Linked DNA regions of Homo sapiens: region 2 is linked to region 1. A link is an interaction called in ENCODE POLR2A ChIA-PET data of the cell type or tissue named here. Cell type or tissue: PC-9. All regions are shown on one strand. Links, peaks and the distances in the headings refer to the core of each region. The heading gives the core; the rest is flanking DNA.

The links. Peaks named below come from ENCODE experiments on the same cell type or tissue, not always from the same donor. Only the 100,000 strongest peaks of a DNase experiment are listed, where the experiment ranks them.
Region 2: POLR2A ChIA-PET joins it to region 1 with 8 read pairs; 2 of 35 experiments call an interaction of 5 or more read pairs at or near these places.

The regions. Positions count from the first base shown.
Region 1 is chr12:98,436,234-98,444,092 of GRCh38, forward strand. No RefSeq gene overlaps it. Among named protein-coding and RNA genes, the nearest start is that of TRD-GTC1-1, 63 kb to the right of the region's middle. In PC-9, for the core only: no CTCF peak of the experiment used is centred there; a DNase peak (open chromatin) is centred at 4,038.
Region 2 is chr12:98,668,972-98,675,400 of GRCh38, forward strand. APAF1 (apoptotic peptidase activating factor 1) reads left to right here. Exons shown (of 27, transcript NM_181861.2): 11 at 2,002-2,115; 12 at 2,564-2,748. Among named protein-coding and RNA genes, the nearest start is that of APAF1, 27 kb to the left of the region's middle. In PC-9, for the core only: no CTCF peak of the experiment used is centred there; no DNase peak of the experiment used is centred there.

The DNA of each region.
Region 1 (7,859 bases), core at 1,178-6,177:
TAGTGCATATATTTTCTCTTCCTTATGAGTTTCTTTTACTTTTTTTTTTCTTTTTTGAGACAGAGTCTCGCACTATTGCCCAGCCTGGAGTGCAGTGGTGTGATCTCGGCTCACTGCAATCTCCACCTCTCAGGTTCAAGCAATTCTCCTGTCTCAGCCTCCCAAGCAGCTGGGATTACAGGCATGTGCCACCACACCCGGCTAATTTTTGTATTTTTAGTAGAGATGAGGTTTTGCCATGTTGGCCAGGCTGGTCTTGAACTCTTGACCTCAAATGATCTGCCCACCTCAGCCTCCCAAAGAACTGGGATTACAGGCATGAGCCATCACGCCCAGCCCTTATGAGTTTCTTAATAACATTTTCTTTTCTCTATCTTACTTTATTGTAAGAATGCAGTATGATATATATATATATATATATATACACACACACAAAATATGTGTGATTCAACTGTTTATGTCATCAGTAAGGCTTCTGGTAAACAGTGAGCTATTCGTAGTTAAGTTCTGGGGGAGTCAAAAGTAATTTAAAAATTTTCAATTCTCCAGGGTCAGCAACCCTAACTCCCACATTGTTCAAGGGTCGGCTGTAGACAGACCCACATCTACATCTATGTATACAAACTGGAGCTAGTTCAGGGTACAATGGCCCAGACTAGTTTGAAGCTATTTTAGGGCAAAGCCCGTAGTTTTAAGCAGAAGGACTTAAACCCATAACATATGGGGAACAGTTGATAGAATTAAAGATGCCCATTGTAAAGAAGAAAAGATTTGGTGGCAGGAGTGGAGGGTGGGGTTCCAGTGGGAGTATAAATATAATGGTCTTCATATATTTGAAAGCTATCATATAGAAGGGAAATTGGCCTTGTTCTAAATGGCATATATAAGGTAAGAACCAGAACCAATAGGTGGAAGCTTTAAGAAAGCAAATGTGGACCTTCTAATGGAGGTGGCCCCATTTAGGTCAGACCACCACTGGCAGTGTCTTCGTGCGAATAATGAACAGCAGGGATTTTGATGGAGGGTATTTGAGAATCCACAGGATGATTCATCTAGAAGACCTTTAATGTCCTTCCCAATCTTAAAATTTAATGATGCAAAGAAAGATTTAGGAGGAAACTATGAAAACATGACAACTAAATGTAATGTGGGACCAAAGGTTGGATTCTGACCACAAAAAGAACATTCGTTAGGAAAATTGAGGAACCTCAAAATTTGAATAAGGTCTATAGATTGGTTAATAATATTGTATCAGCCAGGCGCAGTGGCTCATGCCTGTAATCCTAGCACTTTGGGAGGCTGAGGCAGGTGGATCACCTGAGGTCAGGAGTTCGAGACCAGCCAGGCCAACATGGTGAAACCCTGTCTCTACTAAGACTACAAAAATTAGCTGGGAGTGGTGGTAAGAGCGTGTAATCCCAGCTACTAGGGAGGCTGAGGCAGGAGAATTGCTTGAACCCGGGAGGCAGAGGTTGCAGTGAGCTGAGATCAAGCTACTGTACTCCAGCCTGGGCGACAGACGACAGACTCTGTCTCGAAGAGACTGTCTCAAAAAAAAAAAAAGTATCAATGTTACTTACTTTCCTAGTTTTAGTAGTTATATTATGGTTATATAAGAAGTGAACATTAGGAGAAGCTGAAGGAAGAATATATGGGACTCACTGTACTATTTTTGCAACTTTTCTGTAATCATAAAATTATTACAAAATAAAAACTTTTTAAACACTATCTCTGCTATTTATTAGCATCATTGTATTGCACAAGTTGGTTAACTTCTCTGACATACAATTTCCTTATTTTTGTAGAATAAAGATAAAATTCCTGTATTGCAGAATTGTTAGAATTAAATGAAAGAATATTGCAATGCACTTTGTCAGAGTGCCTGCACATAGTGACTGTTCAATAAAGGTGATTATTACTTTAAAAAAATTAAATAACAATATCAAAAACTTTAAAAACAAGTCTATAATACCAAAGTTCTAGACAATAGTGTGTTGCCCACCTATTCCTCAGGACTAGCCTCTCTGGAATTTACCTAAAATTATTGTTTACTTATTAAGTTTATCAAATGAGCTAAGCTCATTAGTGTACAAACAGAAAACAGTTTCATGTTTCTCTGATAACCCCTTCAGAATATGATACATCACAGCATCCTTCCCCAGCTCTGGGCAATATCTTGGGCTTATCTCATAGATTTTGAAATTACTTTCAAGAATGAAAACTCATTAAACATTTCTATTAAAAACTTCAGGCCAGGCACCGTGGCTCATATGTGTATTCCCAGTGCTTTGGCAGGCCAGGGTAGGGGGATTGCTTAAGGCCAGGAGTCCAACACCAGCCTGGGCAACATAGCAAGACCCCATCACTACAAAAAACTTAAAATTAGCTTGGTATGGTGGTGCATTCTTGCAGTCCTAGCCACTCAGGAGGCTGAGGCAGAAGGATCTCTTGAGCCTAGGAGTTTGAGGTTATAGTGAGCTATGATCAGACCACTGCACTCCAGCCTGGGCAATTGAATGAGACCCTGTCCCTGAAAATAAAAGGAAAGAAAAAAAAATACTTCAATCGTGTACTCAGTGCAGTCTCAGCCTGGTGTGGTGACCTACAGCATGGGAAGGAGGAACTGTCTGCTCTTCTTCCAACTCTTTCACATGGCTCCCTCTTGCTCTGCTGTGTCTGGGCTCTCCAGGGTCCAGTCAGGGAGCAGGGGGATTAAGGGAAGAAGGGCAAATATATCTTTGTGGCAGATGCTCTTGTAATACAGTATACCATGGCCTTGCAGTAGGAGGAGCCCAGATGCTGGCTCTCTCCAATGGGAAGCATTTGTGGGGCTTTTGAAGGCTCTCTGTGGGGACCATCTGGCTGAAAAACTCCCTTCAAAGTCAGTGCACTCTCCCACTTCTCCCAGAAGTTTCTTTTTTTTTTTGAGACAGAGTCTCCTTCTGTTGCCCAGGCTGGAGTACAGTGGTGCAATCTCAGCTCACTGCAACCTCCTCCTCCCAGGTTCAAGAGATTCTCCTGCCTCAGCCTCCCGAGTAGCTGGGATTACAGACATGCGCCATCACACCCAGCTAACTTTTGTATTTTTAGTAGAGATAGGGTTTTGTCATGTTGGCCAGGCTGGTTTCAAACTCCTGACCTCAAGTGACCACCCACCTTGGCCTCCCAAAGTGCTGGGATTACAGGCATGAGCCACCATGCCCAGCCTTCTCCCAGAAGTTTCTTGCAAATTTCTCAGCTCCTGCTCAGAAGTACAGCATATAACAGCTCATTGCTGGAGTCCCTTCACCCCATAGGCAGCACTTCTGATTCAAGGCCAGCTGTTTTCCATTGTAGTGCCTCGGAAACGCATGCCCTCACCACTACAAATTCTGGCTGTGTAAACAGGTTCCACTATGACCCTCTCATTTAGGATTCCCTGGTGGTTTCAACCAACACCCACCCCCCCAAATTCCAGACTCACCAGGCAGGAAGCAAACCCTAGTTTCCATTCATTTATGTCCCTAAATGCCGGAAGACACAAACCCACTCCTTCATAATCTCTCCTCCTCCACTCTACTCCAATCCCAGGACACCACAGGAGCCCTGAACTCTCTCAAGAGTTTCCCCAGAGGAAGAGAACAGGAAATGCCATGACACTATCCCTACCCCAAGGCCACTTTCTAATCCCCTTCCTCCTTTTCAGCTGGAGGATATGACTGAGGTTGATAATCACCATACTAGTTTTGCTGTCGCTTCATAATTTCTGCATGGATATGTCTGTGCTAATATCCTATTCAGAAATCTGGGGATAATTATCACCTCTTGCTCTCAACTTTGGGGATTCAGATAAAATTTCAAGACACCATGAAAAGTCCCATTTGATATTCTGTTACACTTAAAACACACCATGACGCTTTCCATATGAGCTCTCCGCCCTCGTCAGGGCTGTCTGCAGATGACACAATGGGAAACAGAGAAGCTGTGACTATTGGCAGAGTACTGCGTCTGGGCTGCTGAGATAAGACTTTTGGAAAGATTCAAACCACAGGCTTTTGCAATAGTTACACAATCACTTCCACCCCACCCTCAAGCTGAATGTCTTCCAGAAAGCAGAACATTCTTTAGGAGGTGATTATATAACTAAAACAGAAAAGGTTGTAACTGATGTGTGGGAATATCATTTAAGGGTTTGAAAATATATCAAATCAGAATGAAACACTTAATTAGGACAGGATAGCTTTTTATAGTTAAAGGTGATGCTGTAGAGAGGGGATTTAAATCATTCTGAATTACCCAAGGACTACCTTATGGAAACTACAGGGAAGCCAGTTTGGGACTCAAAAATATGCATTCATTCATTCACTCATTCATTCACTGAGTTCCTGCAAGGCTTCAGGCTCTGAGTTGGGGCTGATGTTGACGCAATGGTTAAGATTTGTTCCCTGCCCTCAAAAGAACTCAAAGAAAATCTCCATAACAGAATAAGGTGCCACCAGAGAAGAAATCATTATTCGAAAAAGATACTTGCACACGCATGTTTATAGCAGTACAATTTACAACTGCAAAATCGTGGAACCACCCCAAATGCCCATCAATTGATGAGTGGATAAAGAAACTGTGGTATATATATATATATATATATATATATATATATATATATATATATATATATATATATATGATGGAATACTATGCAGCCATAAAAAGGAATGAATTAACAGCATTTGCAGTCACCTGGATGAGACTGGAGACTAATACTTTAAGTGAAGTAACTCGGGAATGGAAAACCAAACATCGTAAGTTCTCACCGATATGTGGGAGCTAAGCTATGAGGATGCAAAGGCATAAGAACGATACAATGGACTTTGACGACTTGTGGGAAGACAGAGAGGGGTGAGGGATAAAAGACTACCACTATGGTGCAGTGTATACTGCTTGGGTGATGGGTGCACCAAAATCACACAAATCACCCCAAAGAATTTACTCATGGCCGGGCGTGGTGGCTCACGCCTGTAACCCCAGCACTTTGGGAGGCCAAGGTAGGCAGATCACCTGGGGTCAGGAGTTTGAGACCAGCCTGGCCAACATGGTGAAACTCCGTCTCTACTAAAAATACAAAAATTAGCCAGGTGTGGTGGCGGATACCTGTAATCCCAGCTACTCAGGAGGCTGAGGCAGAAGAATCACTTGAACCCAGGAGGCAGAGGTTGCGGTGAGCCGAGACCGCACCATTGCACTCTGGCCTGGGCAACAAGAGTGAAATTCCATCTCAAAAAAAATTTAAAAAGAGAACTTAGTCACATAAGCAAATACCACCTGTATTCCAATAACTTATGGAAAATTTTTGAAAATTAAAAAAGAAAAAGAAAAAAATTTTTTTAATCATTAAAAAAACTCATTTACATATTTTTTTAAAAAATAAGTACTGAGATCCCCTAAGGATCTGCCATATATGTATCCTGGAAGACCAATGAAGAGGGAGGATTCAAGTTCAAAGAGCAGGAGAAGAGAAGCAGTGAAACAACTGATCTTTAGGGTGCCTTCTATCCTTGCAAACCTGAGGCTCTGTTTGTGCTCTGGAACGCTCAGACATAAGCCATGATGTCCTGCTGGCTATGTGCTGAAGGAGCTGACTTGGTCCGTTGGATGTTTGCTGCACAGGAGGTTTTTGCAGAGTAGGACTGGCTAGGTTAAAAAAAAAAAAAGAAAGAAAGGAAAAAAAATAGCTCTCAACTTCTAGCTCCTCCTACCTAGCTAATCCCAGAGCATCTAGCAAGTGAGACAAGAGGTAGAGAGTGGGGCTGGGCATGATGGCTCATGCCTGTAATCCCAGCACTTTGAGAGGCTGAGGCGGGTGGATCACCTGAGGTCGGAGTTCACAACCAGCCTGGCCAACATGGTGAAACCCTGTCTCTACTAAAAATACAAAAAAAATGAGCCAGGCATGGTGGTGGGTGCCTGTAATCCCAGCTACTAGGGAGACGAGGCAGGAGAATTGCTTGAACCCGGGAGGCAGAGGTTGCAGTGAGCCAAGATCGCGCCATTGCACTCCAGCCTGGGCAATAAGAGCAAAACTCAGTCTCAAAAACAAACCAACAAACAAAAAAAGGTGGAGAGTGGAAGAAAAAGGCAGATCTTACCTCCTCCTTTCCTACTTCAAGCCTCTGGGAGAACATGGGAGGAGAGGTTTATAATTAGAGATGTGATTAAAGTTTTTATTTTGATTAAATAAAATTAATTTCAGACAGGCAATAGAACCAACAGTGCATAGTCCAACATCAGAGGTGTGTTCACTAAAATGCAGAGGACAATCAGTAACAGGAGTTCCATCAAGCAGACCTCATGCAGGCAGAGGGAATTCAGGTAGCTGGTGAGGAACGGAAATGCTTAAAAATGGTCTACATGTGCTTGCACTGAAACACACAACAAGGGACAAAGATTTGTGAAATGTGTCCAACAATGCTAAATGAGACTTTTCCTGCCTCTACATTGTGACTAAGAGAGTAAGATCTGGACACATCAAGAAATCCACCTCCAGCCTAGAGCCTATATATAAGAAAGAGTGAGGACAACAAAGTTGTCAATCCGTGGTATAAAAAAACATGCTGTTGGCCGGGGGCAGTGGCTCACACCCATAGTCATGATTACAGTCCCAGCACTTTGGGAGGCCAGGCGGGTGGATCACCTCAGGTCAAGAGTTTGAGACTAGCCTAGCCAATATGGTGAAACCCCATCTCTACTAAAAATACAAAAATTAGTTGGCATGGTGGTGCATGACTGTAATCCCAGCTATTCGGGAGGCTGAGGCAGGAGGATCACTTGAACCCGGGAGGCAGAGGTTGCAGTGAGCCAAAATCGCACCACTGCACTCCAGCCTGGGCGACAAGAGTGAGACTCCATCTCAAAAAGAAAAAAAAAAAAAAGAAAAGAAAAAGGAAAACATTCTGCTGCCTTCCCAAACCATGCAGGAGGAGTCGCAAGAGAAGCAATGGTAGAGAATGGAAGCAGACAGTCCCTGCCAAAAAAAGAACACCATCTCACCATCCTCTTACCTGCCTGCTTACTAAAAGGCAGAACTGGTAGACCCAGTGAGAAAATCTGAGAGTACATTAGTTTTCTACTGCTGCCATTAAAAAATTGCCACAAATTTAGTGGCTTAAAACAACACAAATGTATATCTGTAGAACAGAAATCTAGTAGGGATCTCTAAATCTAAATCTCTAGTAGGAATCTAAAATCAAGGTGTCAGCAAACTAAGCGGACTTCTAGAAGCTCTATGGAATAATCTGTCTCCTGATCAGTTAGGTTGTTGGCAAAATTCAATTACTTGCAGTTGTGGGATTGAGATACATGTTTTCTCTTTTTTTTTTTTTTTTTTTTTTTCTCAAGACAGAGTCTCACTCTGTTGCCCAGGCTGGAGTGCAATGGCGCAATCTTGGCTCATTGCAAACTTCACCTCCTGGGTTCAAGCGAGTTTCCTGCCTCAGCCTCCCAAGTAGCTGAGATTACAGGTGCCTGCCACCTCGCCTGGCTAATTTTTGTATTTTTAGTTGAGACAGAGTTTCACTATGTTGGTCAGGCTGGTCTCGAACTCCTGCCCTCAAGGGATCCACCCGCCTTGGCCTCCCAAAGTGCTGGGATTACAGGCATGAGCCACCACACCTGGCCGAGATACATGCTTTCTTGTTGGCTGTAGCTCAGGGCCATTATCAGCTCCTAGAGGCTATTCACTGACTTGGCCTGTGGCTGTCTTCCTCCATCTTCAAGTCAGCAATGGTGGGGAACGTATTTCTCATGTCATATGTCTCTGCCCTTTTTCTGTAGTCACATCTCTCTCCCTGACTATAGCCATCTAAAAAGGTGCCCCACTTTTAAGG
Region 2 (6,429 bases), core at 1,430-6,429, 230 kb after region 1:
TTGGAAAACCATATGTACTTTCAGTAAATTTTCTATGCTCAGGTATGTTATTTCTTGGTTATGATACATAGTAAATTGTTGTAGTTTGTTTTTTTATCTAGCAAAATATATTTACATTTAATAGTGTATATTGGAATGATGGTATTCCAATAAATACTTGTGCCCTAATTTACTTAACCAAACTCTAGTTATCGAACATTTAGGTTTTCAGTTTTTTTGGTCCTTATGATGTAATGAGCATTCTTGTTTATCTTTGTACCTATGTTGTTTCCTTGGCAAATTCCGAGAAGTAGAATTACTGAGCCAATGCATCTTTTTAAAGCTTTTGACATGTATGATAGTGTGGCAGGATTCAGTTTCTCTTTAGCCTTTTTTCTGACTTTAAAGGTAATGGTTGATTTTCATTGGAAAAACAGAAAAAAACGATGAAAAGGAAAACAGAGATCACAACCATTACTAATGCTCTTGTGTATAGTTTTCTAGATCATTTTGCTGCTTCTATAAACATACTTGTCTCTTAAAACCAAATGGGATCATAATAGAAATAGTCTCATATATTGCTTTTTACCATTTAATTACATTGAATGGTCATCTTTTCATGTCATTTATATAGAGTGACATGATTTTTAAAGCTGCATATTATTTCATTGTATAGCTACATTATGAATGGCCAGTTGGTTGATGGACAATTAGATTGTTTAAGCATATTCATCTGGTTATTTTCTTAGGATACTTTTTTATAAGTGGAATTTCTGGGTCAAATAGTATGTGCAGTTTAAATTTTAATACAGATTGCCAGACTGCTCTCCAGAAGGGTACCCTGTTTTACATGCCTACCAACAGTGGTTGAAAGTGTTCATTTCCTCTGATTCTAGCTAATCACCTCCTCTCCTCTCCTCCCTCCCTTCCCCTCCCCTCCCCTCTTCCTGCCCTCCCCTCTTCCTGCCCTCCCCTCTTCCTGCCCTTGCCCTTTCTTTGACAGGATCTCACCAGGATGTCACTCTGTTGCCCAGGCTGGAGTATAGTGGCATGATTTCAGCTGAAATCACTGCAACCGCCACTTCCTGGGCTCAGGTGATCCTTCCACCTCAGCCTCCTGAGTAGCTGGGAGCACGGGTGTGCACCACCACACCCGGCTAATTTTTGTATGTTTTGTAGAGTTGAGGTTTCACTGTGTTGCCCAGGCTGATCTTGACCCCTGGGCTCGAGTAATCCACCCTCTTCAGCCTCTCAAAGTGCTGGGATTACAGGTGTGAGCCACTGTGCTCAGCCCCAGCTAATATTCTTGTTACTCCTTTAGTCTTCAGAAATCTGATACTTTAAAAATGGTAAATTTTTCTTGTTCTCCTTTGATTACCGGTGAGATTTTGGCCATCTGTGCTTTTTGTTTTGTGAATTGTGGCTCCCATCCTTTGTTTGCTTTTACCTCCTTTACCTATTTTTTCTCTTGACGTGTTTTTCTTTTTCTTACTGTTTTATTAGAATTTTCTATAAAAAATAATTTTCTATAAAAATAAGGATTGAAGCCCTGATCTATCATATGTGTTACAAATAAGTATTTTTTTAAAACTTCTTTGGTCTTGAGTTTAATTTATATTGCTTTCTACTGTATTGAAGATTTGAATTTTTATGTAGTTAAATACACTTTTATATAGTTAAGTGCAGTTTTTCTTTTTGTTTGATATTTTGCTTTGGGGTCATGTTTACAAAGATTTCCTTCACTACAAGCTTACAAAAATATTTATTTTTATTTTCTAGTATTTTTAAATGTTTTCTATTTTCTATTTAAATTTTTAACCAACTGGAGTTTATTTGGAGCTGAAGTATGAGGCCCATTTTATGTTTCTTTGGAACTATGGATGTGTTCTTTCTCACTAGCTTTTGCATCCTTTAAATTCTAGATATTTACTGTTTCTCTTAGCAGTGTGAGGTTAATGATGTTATACCTAAAATTTTTTGATCTCTAACAGTGCTGCTGATACTACTTTTTGTTTTTTAAAGGAACTTTGTGCTTTAATGTTTTCCCTGGATTGGATTAAAGCAAAAACAGAACTTGTAGGCCCTGCTCATCTGATTCATGAATTTGTGGAATACAGACATATACTAGATGAAAAGGTATATATATTAACATGAAAAATTAGTGCTAAAAAGGAATCTCATTTTTTTTTACATTTAATTCTAGATTTAATGATGGGAATGAGCAGAATAGAAGGGGTGAAGATAATTTCCCTCCTTTGATTTTTGGTTATTCTAATTAATTTGCTTCCTACCCTACTGGGAAAGTAGGTAGGATTGAAGTTTAAAAGCTAGGAAAATAAGATGTTCAGTGGTTTTTTTAAAAAAAGAATGTATTAAGAAATGTGTTTGATAATGAGATTTTTACCCTATGTTTAAAAGTCAGAAGAGGATTACTATATATTTGTTACTTAATGGTTGGCTGTTCAATTTTAGTTCATATAAAGAATATTTCATTTAAGCTTTTAAAGTGGCAAGATCACAGAAATGGAAAAATGTCAGATCGTGGCTCTGATTGTGTTTCTAAGAGATTTCAGTTTATTTGTAGGATTGTGCAGTCAGTGAGAATTTTCAGGAGTTTTTATCTTTAAATGGACACCTTCTTGGACGACAGCCATTTCCTAATATTGTACAACTGGGTCTCTGTGAGCCGGAAACTTCAGAAGTTTATCAGCAAGCTAAGCTGCAGGCCAAGCAGGAGGTCGATAATGGAATGCTTTACCTGGAATGGATGTAAGTAGGTTAGGAGAGAAACCAAAGGGAGTGGTGCGCTAACTATATCATTATTTTTCAGGTGGTGAATACGATCACTCCAGGAGGATTTAACTACTTTCGAAAGGGCTGGAACTTTTAATAAGCATTCTTACTTATTGAAAAGTTCTAGAGAAGTAAGCATAGGAGAAAATGATTGTATTTTCAAAGAATCCATATAAATAGATGCCTGTAAGGCATTTGGACAAATTATCCTAAGTATTCAGTACTAAGTGCTTGACTTACTGTAATTTAGTATAGTGGTGAGGAGCATGGACTTTGGAGCCACAGAACTGGGTTTGAGCCTCAGTTCTAAAACCTAATAATTCTGTGACTTTGAACAAGTTACAGGTTTTTCTCTCATATGTAAAATGGAGATAACAATCCTTTGAAATAAGTGCTGTTTCCATGAAGATTTTATTTATTTATTTATTTATTTATTTTTGAGACAGAGTCTCACTATGTTGCCAAGGCTGGAGTGCAGTGGTGTGATCTTGGCTCACTGCAACCTCTGCCTCCCGGATTCAAACGATTCTCCTGCCTCAGCCTCCAAAGTAGCTGGGATTATAGGCGCCCACCACCATGCCTGTCTAGTTTTTATATTTTTAATGGAGATGGGGTTTCGTCATGTTGGCCAGGCTGGTCTCAAACTCCTGATTTCAAGTGAGCTGCATGCCTCGGCCTCCCAAAGTGCTGGGACTACAGGCATGAGCCACCACGCCTGGCCTTCTGTGAAGATGTAAATGAGATAATGGCTGTAAAGTAATTTGCACTTTCCTTTGCACATATAGTCCTTATTAAATGACCACTGAACCCTGATTATTCTGTCTCTTAAAGGAGTCTCTTTTGCTCTTACCTTAATCTTGTAAGGAAAGGTATAATCTTACCTTTCCTTATAAAAAGGAAAGGATAGCTATTAATACCATCTTTTTAATGCCTGTTATAATGCTACATAATCAAGTTATTCTATTTAATCTTCAAAACAAGTTTATAAGGTAAATTTTATTTTTATTTTATTTTATTTTATTTTTTTTGAGACGGCGTTTCACTCTTGTCGCCCAGGCTGGAGTGCAATGGCACGATCTCCGCTCACGGCAACCTCCTCCTCCTGGGTTCAAGCCATTCTCCTGCCTCAGCCTCCCGAGTAGCTGGAATTACAGGCATATGCCACCACGCCTGGCCGATTTTGTATTTTTTTTTAGTAGAGACAGGGTTTCTCCATGTTGGTCAGGCTGGTCTCGAACTCCAGACCTCAGGTGATCCACCCGCCTCAGCCTCCCAAAGTGTTGGGATTACAGGCGTGAGCCACTGCACCCGGCCTAAATTTTATTTACCTTATAAAAATGTAAGTACCTAAAATTGACCTCTGATTATACAAATGAGAAAATTGAGGCACAGAAAGATTTGGACTTGGCTAAGTTCATGTGACTTGCTGAATGGGATTTAAACCTTGGATCTTGTGGCTGGGCATGGTGGCTCATGCCTGGAATCCCAGCAATTTGGGAGGCCGAGGCGGGCGGATCACCTGAGGTCAGGAGTTTGAGACCAGCCTGGTCAACATGGTGAAACCCATCTTTACTAAAAATACAAAAATTAGCTGGATGTGGTGAATTGTTTGAACCTGGGAGGCAGAGACTGCAGTGAGCCGAGATTGTGCCACTGCACTCCAGCCTGGGCAACAAAGTGAAGCTCTGTCTCAAAAAACAAAAAAAAAAAAAACAAAAAAAAAACCTTGGGTCTGCCTGGCTTTATTTTGCATGCTCTTTCCATATGTCATGCTTCCCTTACAGCTTGAAATAATAAATATGAGTGGCTCTCTTTTCATATGTATAATTTATATCTAAATAGAAGTCCAGGTTGGTATCTGTGATCTTTATGGCATTAGGCCCTCTTTCCAAATAAGTCAGACTACTGTAGGTGATTTTCTTGATTCAGTTTAGTTCAAGAAGCGTTTGAGTTTCTGTACTGTGCTAAGCACTAGCATTTGAGTTTCTCTACTGTGCTAAGCACTGTTACTAGATGTGAGGTCTTTCCCCTAAGGAGTTCAAAATCTCGTAGTGAAGAAAGGAGTTTAGGCAAATAATTACAATATAATGCAATGAGTATAACAACAGAACTATGTATAAGTAGAGATAGAACTGATAAGTATTTGGCTTGGAAAAATGAGGAATTCAAGGGAGGGTTCCATGAAGGAGAGAATGGTATCTGAGAGAATTAAAATTTTTTTTTTAAGTTAAAATGTTTAATTTTTGTTGGTTTTATTTATTTATTTATTTTGAGACAGGACCTCACTTTGTCATTTAGGTTGAGTGCAGTGGTATGATCACTGCTCACTGTAGCCTTGACCTCTTGGGCTCAAGCAACCCTCCTGCTTCAACCTCCTGAGTAGCTGAGACTACAGGCACATATTACCATGCCTAATTTTTTATTTTTTTGTAGAGATAAGGTCTCACTATGTTGCCCAAGCTGATCTCAAATTCCTGGACACAATTGATCCTCCTTCCTTGACTTCCCAAAGTTCTTGGATTACAGGCATGAGCCACCACACCCAGCAGGTTTTATTTTAAATAATACATTCCTGATTAAGACAAAAAACAATAGTAATAGGATGTAAGATGAAAAGTCAAAGACTAGCCATTTCCCTCCTACCTTCCCACTTTCCAGAGTTGACCATTCCTTAATACTTTCTTGTGAAGTGGAGGTCTCTCTCTCTCTCTCTCTCTCTGAGAAGCAGCCCCCTAACTTACTGAAGCTAGATTAGATCTGTCTGTATTCGAGAGAACTGTTTGCCCCATATCATAGGATTTGTCACACTTTATAGTGATTATCTGTTTACTTGGTTTTCTCTCATACTAGTCCATGTGTTCTGAAGTATAGAATAGTTTGGAGGTTAAAATAACATACCCTGGCTCTAGACTGCCTGGGTTTGAATCCCAGCTCTGCTATTGATTAGTTGTGTATCATAAGGGGAAAGTTATTTAACTTCCTTTGCCTAATGGTAGTATTTTATAGCATTGTTGTGAGGATTAAATTAGTGTATATATGTATATAAACGTATAGACATACATATAGTACTTAGAACAGCACCCAGTTCATAGAAAGTGCTCAATAAATATTAGTTGTTATTAAGAATAGCATTTAGCATTTTTCTGGTCTGTATTCAGTATAAATTTATGGAAGATTGAATGAACTCATGTTTCAGTTAGTGGCTGAAATAGAATCTTAATACTTGGTCTGATCAAAGGGCATAGGTTTAGTTCTTGTTCTCTTATGAATTGTTGAGTTTCTTCCTGTTTTCTCCCATTGCATCAACTGCATTTCTCCTTGTGATGTTCTCTCATAGAATGGTTAGCTATTTATAGCTTATTTTTAAATTGTGTTTGACCAGTCCATATTCAAAGAATGCTTTATTTAAGTACTAGAAACTTTTTTGGTGTTTACTATAGAAAGGTTTAGGTTGGTATAAGCTTAAATTTAATTGAGTTTCTGTTTTCAATGAAATTATTTATTCACTCATTCATTTGTTATTTGTCTAGTACTTTTGGGCCATCTACTATATATCCTTTATTATGAAAGTCACTTTCTGAGCTTTGAGGAATTGAGTAGATAGATCAAGCAGACATAAAGAACATTTTAAAATCTAATCCTCTTAACTTTGCTAGA